Regions from separate parts of the Mus musculus genome. Here region 2 is linked to region 1. A link is a loop called in an ENCODE intact Hi-C map of the cell type or tissue named here. Cell type or tissue: left cerebral cortex. All regions are shown on one strand. Each heading gives the region's core, and the rest is flanking DNA. Links, peaks and the distances in the headings are about the cores only.

Evidence for each region. Hi-C counts contacts between places; a loop is a spot of excess contacts. Peaks named below come from ENCODE experiments on the same cell type or tissue, not always from the same donor. Only the 100,000 strongest peaks of a DNase experiment are listed, where the experiment ranks them.
Region 2: a loop joins it to region 1, with 5 times the contacts of the local background. A loop is called at or near these places in 11 of 42 quality-filtered maps.

What each region holds. Positions count from the first base shown.
Region 1 is chr4:141,556,114-141,564,437 of GRCm38, reverse strand. No RefSeq gene overlaps it. Among named protein-coding and RNA genes, the nearest start is that of B330016D10Rik, 14 kb to the right of the region's middle. In left cerebral cortex, for the core only: CTCF peaks have their summits at 2,700 (motif pointing right), 4,291 (motif pointing right) and 7,877; DNase peaks (open chromatin) are centred at 4,350, 4,678 and 5,043; H3K4me3 peaks cover 1,287 bases; H3K27ac peaks cover 2,154 bases.
Region 2 is chr4:141,473,613-141,481,936 of GRCm38, reverse strand. It overlaps Spen (spen family transcription repressor), which reads left to right. Exons shown (of 16, transcript NM_019763.2): 11 at 1,123-1,191; 12 at 2,548-8,324. Among named protein-coding and RNA genes, the nearest start is that of Gm42337, 29 kb to the right of the region's middle. In left cerebral cortex, for the core only: no CTCF peak of the experiment used is centred there; DNase peaks (open chromatin) are centred at 2,351, 2,989 and 3,917; H3K27ac peaks cover 3,374 bases.

The sequences.
Region 1 (8,324 bases), core at 166-8,165:
AGGAAACAGACAATGAAAAGACAGAAAGAAAGCCTTTATTCAGGCTGGCTGGGAGTACAGTCTGGAGTTCCAGACAAAGCGAAGCACCGCTAGGCATTGTGGGAAAGGACTTTTTTTTTTTTTTTTTTTTTTTTTTTTTGGAGACAGGGTTTCTCTGTATAGCCCTGGCTGTCCTGGAACTCACTTACTTTGTAGACCAGGCTGGCCTCGAACTCAGAAATCCGCCTGCCTCTGCCTCCTGAGTGCTGGGATTAAAGGCGTGCACCACCACGCCCGGCTGGGGTATCTTTTTAGAAAGATTTATTTATTTGTATATGCACTGGTGTTCGGCCGGCATGCCTGTGCCAAGGCGCCAGATCCTTTGGAACTGGAATCACAGGCAGCTGTGAGCCGCCATGTGGGTGCTTGGTACTGAACTCAGGTCCCCTGGAAGAACAGTCAGCGCTCATAACCACTGAACCATCTCTCCAGCCCTAGCTGGGACATCTTGACCTCCGTTCCTAGAACAGAGTCGTGTCATTTTCCATGGGATTCTCCATGAAGGAGATCAAATTCTAGTTAAGCATGAACTGGCCTCAGCAAGAATACAAGATGGAGGAACCTCTGTTCTCTCTTGCCCTGTCACATGGGGATGAAAACTCTGGCCCCAAACTCAGAGTTCCCCCTGCTGAAGCATCTTTCCAGAGTCCTAGCTCTCCCCTATACATGTGCAGGTTTGGGGTGTCTCTCCCTAGCTACACAGCGCCTATCTAGAACATGCCCTCTCTTGCCACTTTGGACATGGAGGGGTCCCTCACGAGCATCTAGCCTAACTTCTCCACTAGTGACTGAGACCCTGTCTCTGACAACTTTTGTTTTCATCAGTTGGAGACATTCAGTTTGGGGTTTTCGACCCAAATTAATCTGATTCAGGGGCTTGAACTTACAGATATCTGCCGCCTCTGCCTCCCAAGTGCAAGGAGTTAAAGGCATTGTCCCACCATGCCTGGCTATTTGGTTTTTGAACCAGAGTCTCACACTGCAGCCCAGGCTTTCCCAGAAGCAATCTGGCCTCGGCTCTCCCAGAAGTGGTTTGCAGGAGTGAGCCGCTGCCACATGGCTGTGCAGGAGAGTTTTAGCCTTACGCTTAGCAACTTTATAGCATGAGCTACTGGCTGGTCTTGAACCCTTGACCTTCCTGCCTCAGCTTTCTGAGTGCTGTGGTTACAGTTTGTGTGTGTGTGTGTGTGTGTGTGTGTGTGTGTGTGTGTGTGTGTGACTATGCCTGGTTTAGAGGACAGATTAAGCAATTAATTTGAAATCTTTAAAACTTTAGGGGCTGGAGAGATGGCTCAGTGGTTAAGAGCACTGACTGCTCTTCCAGAGGTCCTGAGTTCAATTCCCAGAAACCACATGGTGGCTCACAACCATCTGTAATGGGATCCCATGCCCTCTTCTGGTGTGTCTGAGGACAGTGTCAGTGCACTCACATACATTAAATAAATAAATATTAAAACAAAAACAGAAAAACCCTTTAGTTTCTCTCTCTCTCTCTCTCTCTCTCTCTCTCTCTCTCTCTCTGTGAAGGTTTATGAGCAACATCTATGTGGAGGTCAAAGGCCAGCCCTGTAGTGTTGGATCTTTCCCCCCACCTTTGGGTGAGTCCCAGTGGTCAACAGCCTTGTGAGGTAAAAGCTTTTACCTGATGAGCCTTCTCCCCGCCCCACCTCCAACCCCCCCCCCCCCAAATCCAGAGCACTGCTCAGGAGGAAGGAGGGAGCCAAGACAGAAAGCCAGGCCTGTTGAATTAGGATCAGCAATGGACGTCTGAAAGTTGCTGGAAAACGGGAAGAGGAGTCTTCAGAGGAAACAGAGCAGAAGCCCAGAACAGCAGGGCGACATTTCTAGCATTTTTGGTCAGTGTCCAGAAAAGTCACACTTTTTGAACTAGAACTCAGAAATCAGTCAGGCTTAGAGGCAGAGAATTAAGTGAAACTGCTGACAGGAATGTTGTGGTTGTTTACATTGATTAATTGTGTGTGTGCGCGCGCGCGTGCGTGCACGTGTGTACTCACACTGAGCGAGTCCATACAGGCCAGAGGAGGAAGTCAGGGTTTCCCACTGGACCTGGAGTTTGCCTGGCAGCCCCAGTGAGTCCCACCCCCACCCCTGCTGCTGCCCACCATATGCCAGGCTTACATGGTGTCACATGTATCCACAGGTATCCATGGTGACATATGCCAGGCTTACATGGTGTCACATGTATCCACAGGTATCCATGGTGACATTCTTGCCTTTGTTTGGGTGCTGTGGTTGTGCCACAGTGTCTTGCCCACTGGAGCTATTCTGAGACCGGGCCTTAGATCACTTAGTTGATCTCAGTTGTACCTTTTAGCTGAAGAGGGCCTTGCATTTACTTCTGATCATGCTTTCTCTGACTGGGACGCGGGGGAGACCGACAGAGTTTATTCTTTTTTTTTTTTTTTGGATTTTCGAGAAAGGGTTTCTCTGTGTAGCTCTCGCCTGCCTCTGCCTCCCGAGTGCTGGGATTAAAGACGTGCACCACCACGCCTGGCTCAGAGTTTATTCTTGGGTTTGTTCTTTTTATACATATTTACTTTTGCCAAGCAGATGGAACACACTTTCTTTCTTTCTTTTTTTTTTTTTTTAAGATTTATTTTATTTATATGAATACACTGTAGCTGTCTTCAAATACACCAGAAGAGGGCATCAGATACCATTACAGATGGTTGTGAGCCACATGGTTCAATTCCCATGTGGTTGCTGGGAATTGAACTCAGGACCTCTGGAAGAGCAGTCAGTGCTCTTAACTGCTGAGCCATCTCTCCAGCCCCAGGAACACACTTTCAAAGCTGTTGGTTTTGGGCCCTGTGACAGGGACTGAAGTACATATTTTACATATCAAAGCAGACCTGGCCTCCAGGTTCTCCCAGCATCCCAGTCTTTGCCTGGCCAACTGTGCCCCCAACCTTGAATTTTCCAGCCCTGGCAGGGACTGGGCTGTCTTTTCCCCAGAGGCTCCTCCCTGTATAATCCAGACATCATTTTGGCGTCCCCCTCTCTCCTCTCCTCTTCTTTCTCTGTGTGTGCTTGATCGAGCGGGAGCCTTTCTCTCTTTCTCTTCCCCTACCCACCTCTCCCCACGGTGACTCCCCCGACCTCAATCAAATACAAGCAGAGGCAAGCAGATCTTGGTGAGTTCTGGGCCAGCCAGAGCTACAAAGTGAGACCCTGCCTAAGGGAGAGAGAGAGAATTCATGTTTAAAATTATGAGTATATATTGCTGGGGTCGGGGGGTGCACACCTTTAATCCCAGCATTGCAGGGACAGAGAAGAGGATCTTTGAGTTCAATGCCAGCCTGGTCTACAAAGCACGTTCCAGTGCACCCAGAGCTGTTACATAGAGAAACCCTGTCCTGGGAAAACAAAACAAAACAAAAGATGTATGTATGTATGTATCTGGGTGAATATGCACCTGAGTGCAGGCCCCCTTGTCCCTTGGAGTTCAGAAAATGGCATCGGAGTTCCTGCAGCTGGTGCCACAAGCAGCTGTGGTAGCATTATAGGAGTGTGTCTTCAAGTCTGGCAGTATCTACATTTTTTTTTCTTAATAACAAAACAAACAAAAAACCCAGCTGGGCAATGGTGGCACAGAGGCCTATAATCCCTGCACTTGAGATGCAGAGACAGGAGGCTCTCAAGAGTTCAAGGCCAGCCTGCTCTACAGAGTGAGTTCTAGGACAGTCAAAGGTTCTATAGAGAGATTCTGTCTCAAAATAAATCAATTAATTAAAAACAAAAACTAACAAACCAAAACACAGACAAAGAAGCAGGGTTGGAGAGACGGCTCAGTGGTTAGGAGTACCTGCTGCTCTTGCAGAGAGGACCCGGGTTCAGTTCCTCTCACCCACCTGGAGGCTCACACCTGTAACTCCAGTTTCAGGGGCTCTTGACAACTTCTTCTGGCCTTTGAGGGCCCTGGGCGTGCACGCGGTGCGCATGCATACATGAAATAAAATAAAATAACAAATCTTAAAAGACAAAACCAGAAAAGAGTGGGGTTGGGTATTGGTGGTTTGTTCCTGAAATCCCAGCTTTTGAGGGTTTGAGGTCAGTGGTCTGCTTCAAGTTTGAGGCTAGCTGGAGATACTGTTGGGTTATACAGGGAGTTCCAGGTCACCCTTGAAAACTCGTCTCAAAACCAAAACCGTAAAGTACAACAAAAGTTTTAGGACAATGACCTCTATGCTACCTGGGTTCTTCCTCCCGCAGGTACACCTGCTACCTCCAGGGGGCAGCACTAGCCAGCCTGAGTCCAAAGTCCACCCTGAATGGCACCAAAAGGGAGTGCGGTGAGAGAGGAGGGGAAAGGAAAAGAAAAGGTCAGAAAGGGGCTGGAAATGCCCGTGAGGACGGCACATGCATCCACGCTAGTATAGATGCAAAGATTTCCTTTTTCTTTTTGACAAGGGAATTCTAGCACAAAAGCCATTTAGCCCGACTAAAGGCAAAGAGGCCGAGGCAGTGGCTGGCATAAGCCAGGCCGGGCTTTCAGAGGCGCCCACAGACACTTTTGTCTGCAGAGTCCCGGGGACGCACAGCGCTGGGTCCAGTAGTTCTCACGGGCGCAAAGGCGACCAGTAAGCAAGTGAGCGGAGCTAGGCTCCTGATCCAGGTCTGTCCTTCCTCTGAGGGCAGAAGAGATGCATTCCAAGATGTCCAATCAGAAAACGGGACTGGCAGGGCTTGCCGCTCCGACCCAGTGAGGTGTTTGTCGAGCATAATCAGAGCTTGCAAAGGCGCTGAGGCCCTTCAGATGGAAAGGTGCCCTGTGCACAAAGCAAGGTGAACTGGGGTTGCTCTGAGGGCAGCCATATTTTGTGGGCGTCGCCGCAGCTGTTATTTGCTGAGGCACGGTGGGGTGGGGGTTGGGGGGGGGGACGACGACGACAAAGTAGGTTAAGATCACGTGGGCACCGCCTTACAACGTGACCCAGAATTGGGCCACAGGAAACCAGTACAGGCAGACTCTCACATCAGGTGGTGGAGAGAAATTTCACAGTAAATAGCCGAGATCCCCAGGGGCTAAATGCTTGGCTTCACCATTGCACAATCGCCTAGAAAAATCTGCTGGGGCCAATTAGAACACGCACCGGGCTTCTGGCTTTACAGGAAGGAGACCCGTCAGCATTACTCAGCAAACCTCTTCCCTCAGCCTGCAATTGGCTTCTGCAGTTTTCTGAGAACTGGGCGTTTGTTCCTAATTAATCCTAAAAGGCCTGGTGCTGGGTAACAGCAGGTAGTCTAATTAAGCATCCCCGCGTTGCCACACTTAGGAAGACATATGGGAACCCCAAAGAGTTCCTAATGTCTCAGTTCCTAAATTTAATCCTAAACTGTTCCCCCGAACCCTCTCATGTGATTTTGGCTAATTGTATAACGTCTTATTCTCCGGTGCTGAAAGGAGGGAACGGGAAAACGGTGCCCTCAGTCGATTCTCCCCTTGCAGGATCGCTCAGGACCCAAGTGTCAGAAGATGAGGAAGCAGCCTGCAGAGTTTAGCAGCTTAGCAATGAAGGACACGAGAATGCACTGACTCTGTGTGTGTGTGTGTGTGTGTGTGTGTGTGTGTGTGTGTGTGCGCGCGCGCGCGCACGCGCATGTGTATAATGTGCATGTGCATGTGTGTGGACATACCTGGGAACCCACAGAGGTCAGAAGAGGAAGTGAGGGATCACTCTGACCTTTTCTCCTTTTTTTAAAGACTCACTGCTGAGCAGCTCATGGTGGCGTTCGCCTTTAATCCCGGCACTAGGGAGGGAGAAGCTGGAGGATCTCTTTGAGTTTGGGGCCAGCCTGTACTACATAGAGAAACTCCATATCACAACAGCAAACCAAAAAAAAGCAAACAAACAAAGAAGTTATATAGCATGTTAACACCCCGTGCCGGCAGTATCGTGTACTCTGGGACTTAATTTCTGATGCGCTCCTGCTTGACTTAAGTGTCTTCTTGACCTTTAACAGTTCTTTTCATAGGGCCATATACCATTCTCTTTCTCTTCGATACGTGCCCGTGGTGCTTGTATGTGTGAACGCCCCATATGAGGGTGTGCACAGGCAGTGGAGGCCCGAGGACGACCTTGACATCATTCTTTAGGAACAGTTGTCCACCTTTAACAAAATCATTATCATGTATGTGCACGTTTGAGCGGCGGTGTGCACATGCCACGGTGTGTGCAAGGTCAGAGGGCAACCAACTCTCAGGACTCAGTTCTCCCACTGTGGGAACTGGGATGAATTAAGCTTCACGATCTGAATTTGACCTCTGGATTGCAGAGGTGTGCGTTGACTTTATCTCATTTGACAGGATAAAAATAAAAACAACTGTGTGATGTAATAGATAATTACAACGCATGGAGTCATTATTGTGCAGACAGGGTCTCATGTAGCCCAGACTGTCCTGAAACTCACTGGAGAATAAAGGCTGGTCTTCAATTCTTTTCCTTTTAAAGATTTATTTATATGTAAGTACATTGTAGCTGTCTTCAGACACCCTAGAAGATGGCATCAGATCACCATGTGGTTGCTGGGATTTGACTCAGCAGCAGTCAGTGCTTTTAACCACTGAGCCATCTCTCCAGCCCTGGTCTTGAATTCTTGATTGTCCTGCTTGTCTCTGTCTTAGTTAGGGTTTCTATTGCTACGATGAAACACCATGACCAAAAGCAAGTCAGGAAGAAAAGGGCTTATTTGGCTTACAATTCTACATCATAGCCCATCACTGGAGGAAGCCAGGAAGGAGCTTAAGCAGGGCAGAAAGCTGGAGGCAGGAGCTGATGCAGGGAGCTGTGGAGGGATGCTGCTCACTGGCTTGCTCATCGTGGCTTGCTCAGCCTGCTTCCTTATAGTGAACCAGGACCACCAGGCCAGGGGTAACACTAGACATAATAGTCTAGGCCCTCTCCCACTGGTCATTAATTAAGAATGTCCCCTGTAGGCACACCTGCAACCTAATCTTATGGAGGCATTTTTTTTTTTAAGATTTATTTATTTATTTATTATATGTAAGTACACTGTAGCTGTCCTCAGACACTCCAGAAGAAAGAGAGTCAGATCTCGTTATGGATGGTTGTGAGCCACCATGTGGTTGCTGGGATTTGAACTCCTGACCTTCAGAAGAGCAGTCGGGTGCTCTTACCCACTGAGCCATCTCACCAGCCCATGGAGGCATTTTCTTAACTGAGGCTCCTCCTTCTCTGATGACTTTAGCTTGTGCTAAGCTGACATAAAACCAGCCAGCACAGTCTCCCACATACTGGATTACAGATGTACACCAACGCGCCCAGCTGCAGTATAGTGCTTTTGTTTGCTTTGCTTGTTTGTTTTTTTATTATTTGTTCCTTTGAGATAGAGCCTTTTAAAATGATCATTATTTTATGTGTCTGAATATTTTGCCTGAATGTGTATCTGCCCACTGCAGGCAGACCTGGTACCAGTGGAGGCTAGAGGAAGGCATTAGAAACCCTGGGACTAGAATGACACAAAGTTTGGTTTGTGAGCTGCCATGTGGATGCTGGGAATCAAATTTGAGTCTTCAGCAAGGTCAATAAGTGCCCTTAACTGCTGAGCCATCTCTTTAGCCATAGTAGCCCAGGCTAGCCTGAAACTCACTTTATAGCTAAGGATGGTCTTAAACTCATGGTCCTCCACATGTGTGTGTGTTTTGTGCATCTGTATAAATATACATATTTTTTTCTTTTTTTTTTTTTTCCTGGTTTTTGAAGCAGCGTCTTATATAACCCAGACTGCCAGCCTCAGACTTTGTACCTAGCTCAGGTTGGCTGTTTTTTTTGTTTTTTTTTTTGTTTTTTTAAGATTTATTTATTTATTATATGTAAGTACACTGTAGCTGTCTTCAGACACTCCAGAAGAGGGCGTCAGATCTTGTTACAGATGGTTGTGAGCCACCATGTGGTTGCTGGGATTTGAACTCCGGACCTTCGGAAGAGCCGTCGGGTGCTCTTACCTACTGAGCCATCTCGCCAGCCCAGGCCCAGGCTGGCTGTTTTACCTTCCTGGTGCTGCTGGCATTACAGGCTGCACCCTATGCAGCACAGATAATGGATTCATTTCTAAAATCCAATGAATATTTAATGAGTAACTGCTGTTTGCCAGACATTGGTTTAGAAGACTCTTATTTCATATGGAATAAAACACACAGAGACACAGCCAACACCACTTACATAACCTACCCAGGGACAGAAATGGGAATCCAGCTCCTTTGACTGGCCACTGAAGTTGTAAGAGTGAAGACACATGATCAT
Region 2 (8,324 bases), core at 234-8,233, 83 kb after region 1:
TTACCAAGACTGGCTTGTTAACTAGAGCATGATTACTTTATTGATTATTGATTGGTTGTATGTGGGTAGTACTGAGCATGATTACATTATTGATTGGTTGGGGGTAGTACTGAGCATATTGATTATTGATTGATTGTGTGTGGGTAGTACTGAGGATTGAAGCTTATGGCTGCCAGTGACACCTCCAGGTCTCTTTGAGTTTGTTGGCTTTGAGCTTACTCTGCAGCCTAGGCTGGCGCTGAACCTGTGGTTCTCCTGCCTCAGCCTCCAAGTAGCTAGGATGACAGGCCTGTCCTTATACACAAGAGGACTGTTGATCTGTAACTATGTAGTATGGACGAACGTTTACTTTTGTTTATAGTTGTATCGATATCATCATAGTCTCATGTAGCATAGGCTGACCTTGAACTTGTGACCTCCCTGCCTCCACCTCCTGACGTTACAGTGTGTGCCACTCTGCTTTGCTTTAAAACCTTAGGTTTTAGCTTTCAGGAGTTTGGCATTGGGAACATTTCTTACTTGAAATTCTCTGGGATGCTCAGTAAGATGGCTCAGCAGATGTGACCCTTGCCATGAGGGCCTGAGCTGGAGTTTGATCCCTGCAACCCAGATGAAGGGAGGACCGAGGCTGCAGAGCTGTCCTCAGACATCACACACATCAGACACACCGCACAGGAAGTGTTTCAGGGAGTGATTGTCAAGGAATCACAGTCCCTCCTGTGTGAGCATGTTCAGTGTCATGTCGCAAGGGCTCGTCGCTGAGTGACACTTGTTCTTAGTACACAGGGCAAGCAAGCGGCTCTAGGGAGTGTCTCTGAGCGCTCAAAGCCAGTCTTAATTTGTTAGCTGGCAATTTGAGGAAAATAAATTTTTTTAAGTAAACAGAAAAGTTGAAGGTAATTTTGTCTTTAATTCTTTTTTGTGAACAGTGCATCTGTGAATGCCTGGTACCCACCTAAGTCAGAGAACTGGGTCCCCTGGAGTCGGGATCTCAGTGGTTATGAGCTGTCTGTGGGTGCTAGGCTGGAACCCAGGTCCTCTGCAAGAACAAACGCTTTTAACTGCCGAGGCATCTCTAGCGCTGGAGCTAGTTAACTCAGTGTATCTAAAATGTTTTAACAGGGCAGGGCAGATGGCTCAGTCCAAGCATGAAGACTGGAGTGCAGATGCCCAGAGCCCACATAAATGCCGGTGGGTATGGTACCCTGCCTGTAATCCTAGTCTCGGGAGGCAGAGAGGGGTCACTAGAGCTAGCTTCTCTGCTTGAGAGGCGCTGCCTACCTCAGTGAGAAGGCAGAAGAGCTTTGGAGGATGACTCCCAACATCGCCCTCAGGCCTCCACCACTTGCGTATATTATACAGGTTTGGGGGAGAGAAAATGCTGTTTTAACATATAATCACTCGGGAGGCAGAGGCGGTCAGGTCTCTGTGAGTTCGAGGCCAGCCTGGTCTACAGAGTTGAGTTCCAAGACAGCCAGGGCTACACAGAGAAACCATGTCTTGAAAAAACTGAACCACCACCAAAACCAACAAACATTGGGTTTTTTGGGACAAGATCTCAGTATATATCCTTGGCTGGCCTGGGGTTTGCTTTGTGGACCCAGAAATCTGCCTGCCAGTTCCTTATTTTTTTTTTTTTTTCTTTTTTATTGGATATTTTTTTTATTTACATTTCAAATGTTATCCCCTTCCTGGTTTCCCCTCTGAAAACCTCTCCCCCCTCCCCAGTTCCTTATTTTTATTTTATGCGTGAGTATCTGTGCACTGTGCACCAGGTATCTCTGGGGCCCAAGGAAGTGTCAGAAGGAGGCATCTGGGCCCCTGGAACTGGAGTTGTCGATGGTTGTGAGACATCCTGTAGTTTTGGGAACTAACATGGGTCCTTTACAAGAACACTAAGTGCTCTTAACTTCTAAGCCACCTCTCCAGCCCCGAGATTAATCATTTGGAAAACTCTTCTCAGAAAATTTGATGTAATAACATCTCTGTACTGTGTACAGTGTAGTAATGCATACATACATACAGTCTAGCACAGTGAGGTAAAGGTAGGTAGCAGTGGGTCTCTTTAACTACGTGCCATTTATTTGTGATTGTTGAGGTTTTTGTATAACTGTGTCAGTGCTGGGCATGTGGTTACTGTCCCCTGTAATCCCAGCACCCCAGAGGCAGAAGCAGGGCATCTCTGTAACTTGGAAGCCAGCCTGGCCTACAGAGTGAGTTGCAGGCCCAGAGCTTAATGAAAACCTGGCATTTTACACTTGAATCTTATTAACGGCCAGCTTTGAAATCCTTGGTGCTTCATTTGGCTTAGGAGCCACTGCTAAACACCTGCGCGTGGCCAAGTGACTACGTAAGCACTAGAGGGGGCCAGAGCTGCCTGTGTAAGAGAATTTCACTGTGCACTGCGGGCTGGCCTGGAACTTGTACAGTTGAGCCAGGTCCCACGTGCGGTCCTCCTGCCTCTGTCCCTTGAGTCCTGGGGTTGCGGGGGTGGGAGTGCAAGTGAGAAGACAGAGGAGCTAACATAATCTTTCTGATGTTTGGCAGAGAGGAACGAAGAGGGTCCTATGAGTACAGTCAAGAACGGACATACTATGAAAATGTTCGCACTCCAGGCACCTACCCTGAGGACTCCAGGAGGGACTATCCGGCTCGGGGGAGAGAGTTTTACTCGGAGTGGGAGACGTACCAAGGAGAGTATTATGACTCCCGGTACTATGATGAGCCTCGCGAATACAGAGAATATAGGAGTGATCCCTATGAGCAGGATATTCGGGAGTACAGCTATAGGCAGCGAGAACGAGAGCGAGAACGGGAGAGATTCGAATCTGACCGGGACCACGAGAGGAGACCCATAGAGCGAAGCCAGAGTCCCGTGCACTTGCGTCGTCCACAGAGCCCTGGGGTGTCTCCTGCGCATTCGGAGAGATTGCCAAGTGACTCTGAGAGGAGGCTGTACCGCCGGTCCTCGGAGCGCAGCGGCAGCTGCAGCTCAGTGTCCCCCCCACGGTACGATAAGCTGGAGAAGGCTCGGCTGGAGCGCTACACAAAAAACGAAAAGGCGGACAAAGAGCGCACTTTCGATCCCGAGCGGGTCGAGAGGGAGAGACGAATAGTTCGCAAGGAGAAGGGAGAAAAGGACAAAGCTGAGAGGCAGAAGCGGAAAGGAAAGGCTCACTCCCCTAGTTCTCAGCCTTCGGAAACCGAGCAGGAAAATGACCGAGAGCAGAGCCCCGAGAAACCGCGGGGCTCCACCAAACTCAGCAGAGACAGGGCCGACAAGGAAGGGCCAGCCAAGAACCGCCTGGAGCTCGTGCCTTGCGTGGTTCTGACCCGAGTAAAGGAAAAGGAGGGCAAGGTCATCGAGCACCCACCCCCAGAAAAGCTCAAAGCCAGGCTCGGCCGTGACACTACCAAGGCATCGGCCCTGGACCAGAAACCCCAGGCCGCTCAGGGGGAGCCTGCCAAGTCGGACCCGGCCCGAGGGAAAGCGCTGAGGGAGAAGGTCCTCCCGAGCCACGCGGAGGTGGGGGAGAAGGAGGGCAGGACTAAGCTCCGGAAACACCTCAAGGCCGAGCAGACGCCCGAGCTCAGCGCTCTGGACCTGGAGAAGCTGGAAGCCAGGAAAAGGCGCTTTGCAGATTCTGGCTTGAAAATAGAAAAGCAAAAACCAGAAATCAAGAAAACCAGCCCCGAGACAGAGGATACTCGAATACTTTTAAAGAAGCAGCCTGACACATCAAGAGATGGTGTTTTGCTGAGGGAAGGAGAGTCTGAAAGAAAGCCTGTGAGAAAAGAAATCCTTAAAAGGGAATCAAAAAAAACTAAGCTGGAAAGACTTAATTCAGCTCTCAGCCCCAAAGACTGCCAGGATCCTGCTGCTGTCTCTGCAGGGTCTGGCTCTCGGCCCAGCTCAGACGTACACGCAGGACTGGGAGAACTAACACACGGATCTGTGGAGACTCAAGAAACCCAGCCCAAAAAAGCCATCCCCTCAAAACCTCAGCCCAAACAGCTGCAGCTCCTAGAGAATCAAGGGCCTGAGAAAGAGGAAGTGAGGAAAAACTATTGCCGGCCTCGTGAGGAACCAGCGGAACACAGAGCAGGCCAGGAGAAGCCCCACGGAGGGAATGCGGAAGAGAAACTTGGCATTGACATTGATCACACGCAGAGCTACCGGAAACAGATGGAGCAGAGCCGCCGGAAGCAGCGGATGGAGATGGAGATCGCCAAGGCTGAGAAGTTTGGCAGTCCGAAGAAAGATGTAGATGACTACGAAAGGCGCAGCCTTGTCCACGAGGTGGGCAAGCCCCCTCAGGATGTCACTGATGACTCCCCGCCCAGCAAGAAGCGAAGGACGGATCACGTGGATTTCGATATCTGTACCAAAAGAGAGAGAAACTACCGAAGTTCACGCCAGATCAGCGAGGACTCAGAAAGAACCAGCTGCTCTCCGAGTGTCCGCCACGGCTCCTTCCATGACGATGATGACCCCAGGGGCTCCCCTAGGCTAGTGTCAGTAAAAGGGTCCCCTAAAGGGGATGAGAAAGGCCTCCCCTATCCTAACGCAGCAGTGAGAGACGATCCATTAAAATGCAATCCTTACGATTCTGGCAAGAGAGAACAGACAGCAGACACGGCCAAAATCAAACTGTCTGTCTTGAATTCTGAAGGGGAACCAAGCCGGTGGGACCCTCCGATGAAACAGGACCCCAGCCGGTTTGATGTCAGTTTCCCAAACAGTGTAATTAAGAGAGACAGTCTACGAAAGAGGTCTGTGCGCGATCTGGAACCTGGTGAGGTGCCCTCTGATTCTGATGAGGACGCCGAGCACAGGTCCCAGTCCCCCAGAGCTTCCAGCTTCTATGACAGCCCTCGGCTGTCTTTTTTATTGAGGGACAGAGACCAAAAACTACGTGAGCGAGATGAAAGACTCGCTAGCTCTTTAGAAAGGAATAAATTTTACTCTTTTGCACTGGATAAGACAATCACACCAGACACTAAAGCTTTGCTTGAAAGAGCCAAATCCCTCTCATCATCCCGTGAAGAAAATTGGTCTTTCCTTGACTGGGACTCGCGGTTTGCTAATTTTCGAAACAACAAAGATAAAGAAAAGGTTGACTCGGCCCCCAGGCCTATTCCGTCCTGGTACATGAAGAAGAAGAAAATCAGGACGGACTCGGAGGGGAAACTGGCTGATAAAAAGGACGAGCGCAGGGAGGAGGAGCAGGAGAGGCAGGAGTTGTTCGCCTCTCGGTTCTTACACAGCTCCATCTTTGAGCAAGACTCCAAGAGGCTGCAGCACCTTGAGAGGAAGAGCGAGGAGCCCGACCTCCCCCCCGGGGGGCTGTACGGCAGGCAGGCGTCTGAGGGTGCAAACAGCACGAGTGATTCGGTGCAGGAGCCAGTGGTCCTGTTCCACAGCAGATTCATGGAGCTGACGCGGATGCAGCAGAAGGAGAAGGAGAAGGACCAGAAGCCCAAAGAGGCTGAGAAGCAGGAAGAGCCGGAGACTCATCCCAAGACTCCAGAGCCTGCTGCAGAGACTAAAGAGCCGGAGCCGAAAGCCCCTGTTTCAGCTGGGCTTCCTGCCGTCACCGTCACCGTCGTGACACCAGAGCCAGCATCCTCCGCCCCTGAGAAGGCTGAGGAGGCAGCGGAGGCTCCTTCACCAGCAGGAGAGAAGCCTGCAGAGCCCGCTCCTGTCTCGGAAGAAACAAAGCTTGTGTCTGAGCCTGCGTCTGTACCCGTGGAGCAGCCCAGGCAGTCAGATGTACCCCCCGGAGAGGACAGCCGGGATAGCCAGGACAGCGCTGCCTTGGCACCTTCAGCTCCTCAAGAAAGCGCAGCTACTGACGCCGTCCCTTGTGTGAATGCTGAACCTCTGACTCCCGGAACCACAGTTTCCCAGGTAGAAAGCAGTGTAGACCCCAAACCTAGCAGTCCCCAGCCCCTTTCAAAACTGACTCAGAGGTCCGAGGAAGCCGAAGAGGGGAAAGTGGAGAAGCCAGACACAACTCCAAGCACTGAGCCTGACGCCACTCAGAACGCTGGGGTTGCATCAGAAGCTCAGCCCCCCGCTTCTGAAGATGTAGAAGCCAATCCTCCAGTCGCTGCAAAAGACAGGAAGACTAACAAGAGCAAGCGTTCCAAGACGTCCGTCCAGGCGGCTGCCGCCAGCGTCGTGGAGAAGCCTGTCACCAGGAAGAGCGAGAGGATAGACCGGGAAAAGCTGAAGAGGTCCAGCTCTCCTCGTGGAGAAGCACAGAAGCTGCTGGAACTAAAGATGGAGGCAGAGAAGATTACAAGGACTGCGTCGAAAAGCTCTGGGGGAGACACGGAGCACCCTGAGCCTAGCTTGCCTCTCAGCAGGAGCAGGCGCCGGAACGTGAGGAGTGTTTATGCCACCATGACCGACCACGAGAGCCGGTCCCCGGCCAAGGAGCCTGTGGAGCAGCCCAGAGTGACCAGGAAGAGACTGGAGCGGGAGCTGCAGGAGGCGGTGGTACCTCCCACCACCCCTCGGAGGGGAAGGCCCCCCAAGACCCGCCGGCGTGCCGAGGAAGACGGTGAGCATGAGAGGAAAGAGCCTGCAGAGACACCCAGGCCCGCTGAGGGCTGGCGGTCACCGAGGTCTCAGAAGTCGGCAGCTGCTGCTGGACCCCAAGGGAAAAGGGGGAGGAATGAGCAGAAGGTTGAGGCTGCCGCTGAGGCCGGTGCCCAGGCGAGCACGAGGGAAGGTAACCCTAAGTCCAGAGGCGAGAGAGAGGCAGCAAGTGAGCCCAAACGGGACAGGAGAGACCCCAGCACAGACAAGAACGGACCCGACACCTTCCCAGTTGAGGTCCTGGAGAGAAAACCTCCTGAGAAAACCTACAAATCAAAGAGGGGCCGTGCTCGGAGCACGAGGTCAGCGATGGACAGGGCCGCGCATCAGAGAAGCCTGGAAATGGCCGCCCGGGCAGCAGGGCAGGCAGCAGACAAGGAAGCTGGGCCTGCGGCGGCCTCTCCTCAGGAGAGTGAGAGCCCCCAGAAGGGAAGTGGCTCCTCACCTCAGCTGGCAAACAACCCAGCCGATCCCGACAGGGAGGCAGAGGAGGAAAGTGCGTCTGCCTCCACGGCGCCCCCAGAAGGCACGCAGCTAGCCAGGCAGATAGAGCTGGAGCAGGCCGTGCAGAACATCGCAAAGCTCCCCGAGCCCTCTGCTGCTGCCGCTAGCAAGGGCACGGCCACGGCCACGGCAGCATCTGAAGAGCCTGCCCCAGAGCATGGCCACAAGCCAGCACACCAGGCCAGCGAAACTGAACTGGCTGCGGCCATTGGCTCCATCATCAGTGACGCCTCTGGAGAGCCAGAGAACTTCTCCGCTCCTCCCTCCGTTCCCCCAGGATCTCAGACACATCCACGGGAAGGAATGGAGCCAGGGCTCCATGAGGCCGAGTCGGGAATCTTGGAGACAGGGACAGCAACAGAGTCTTCTGCCCCACAAGTCAGTGCCTTGGATCCACCGGAAGGTTCTGCAGACACCAAGGAAACCAGAGGAAACAGTGGTGACTCTGTACAGGAAGCCAAGGGGTCTAAAGTGGAAGTCACTCCTCCCCGGAAAGACAAAGGGCGCCAAAAGACAACACGACGCCGGAAAAGGAATGCCAACAAGAAAGTGGTCGCCATCACAGAGACTCGTGCCTCTGAGGCTGAGCAGACTCAGAGTGAGAGCCCCGCTGCAGAGGAGGCGACAGCAGCAACCCCGGAAGCTCCCCAGGAAGAGAAACAGAGTGAGAAGCCTCCCTCCCCTCCTGCGGAGTGCACCTTCGACCCAAGCAAGACCCCGCCTGCTGAGAGTCTGTCCCAGGAAAACAGTGCTGCAGAAAAGACACCGTGCAAAGCCCCTGTGCTCCCTGCCCTGCCCCCCCTTTCCCAGCCAGCACTGATGGATGATGGGCCCCAAGCCAGGTTCAAGGTGCACTCGATCATCGAGAGTGACCCTGTGACCCCACCCAGCGACTCAGGCATACCTCCTCCCACAATCCCCTTAGTGACCATAGCAAAGCTCCCACCTCCAGTCATTCCTGGGGGAGTCCCACATCAGAGTCCCCCCCCTAAGGTGACAGAGTGGATCACAAGACAGGAAGAGCCTCGGGCTCAGTCCACCCCATCTCCAGCCCTTCCCCCAGACACAAAGGCCTCTGATATGGACACCAGCTCCAGTACACTGAGGAAGATCCTCATGGACCCCAAATATGTGTCTGCCACAGGAGTTACGTCCACAAGTGTCACTTCAGCCATTGCAGAGCCCGTGAGTGCGCCTTGTCTGCAGGAGGCGC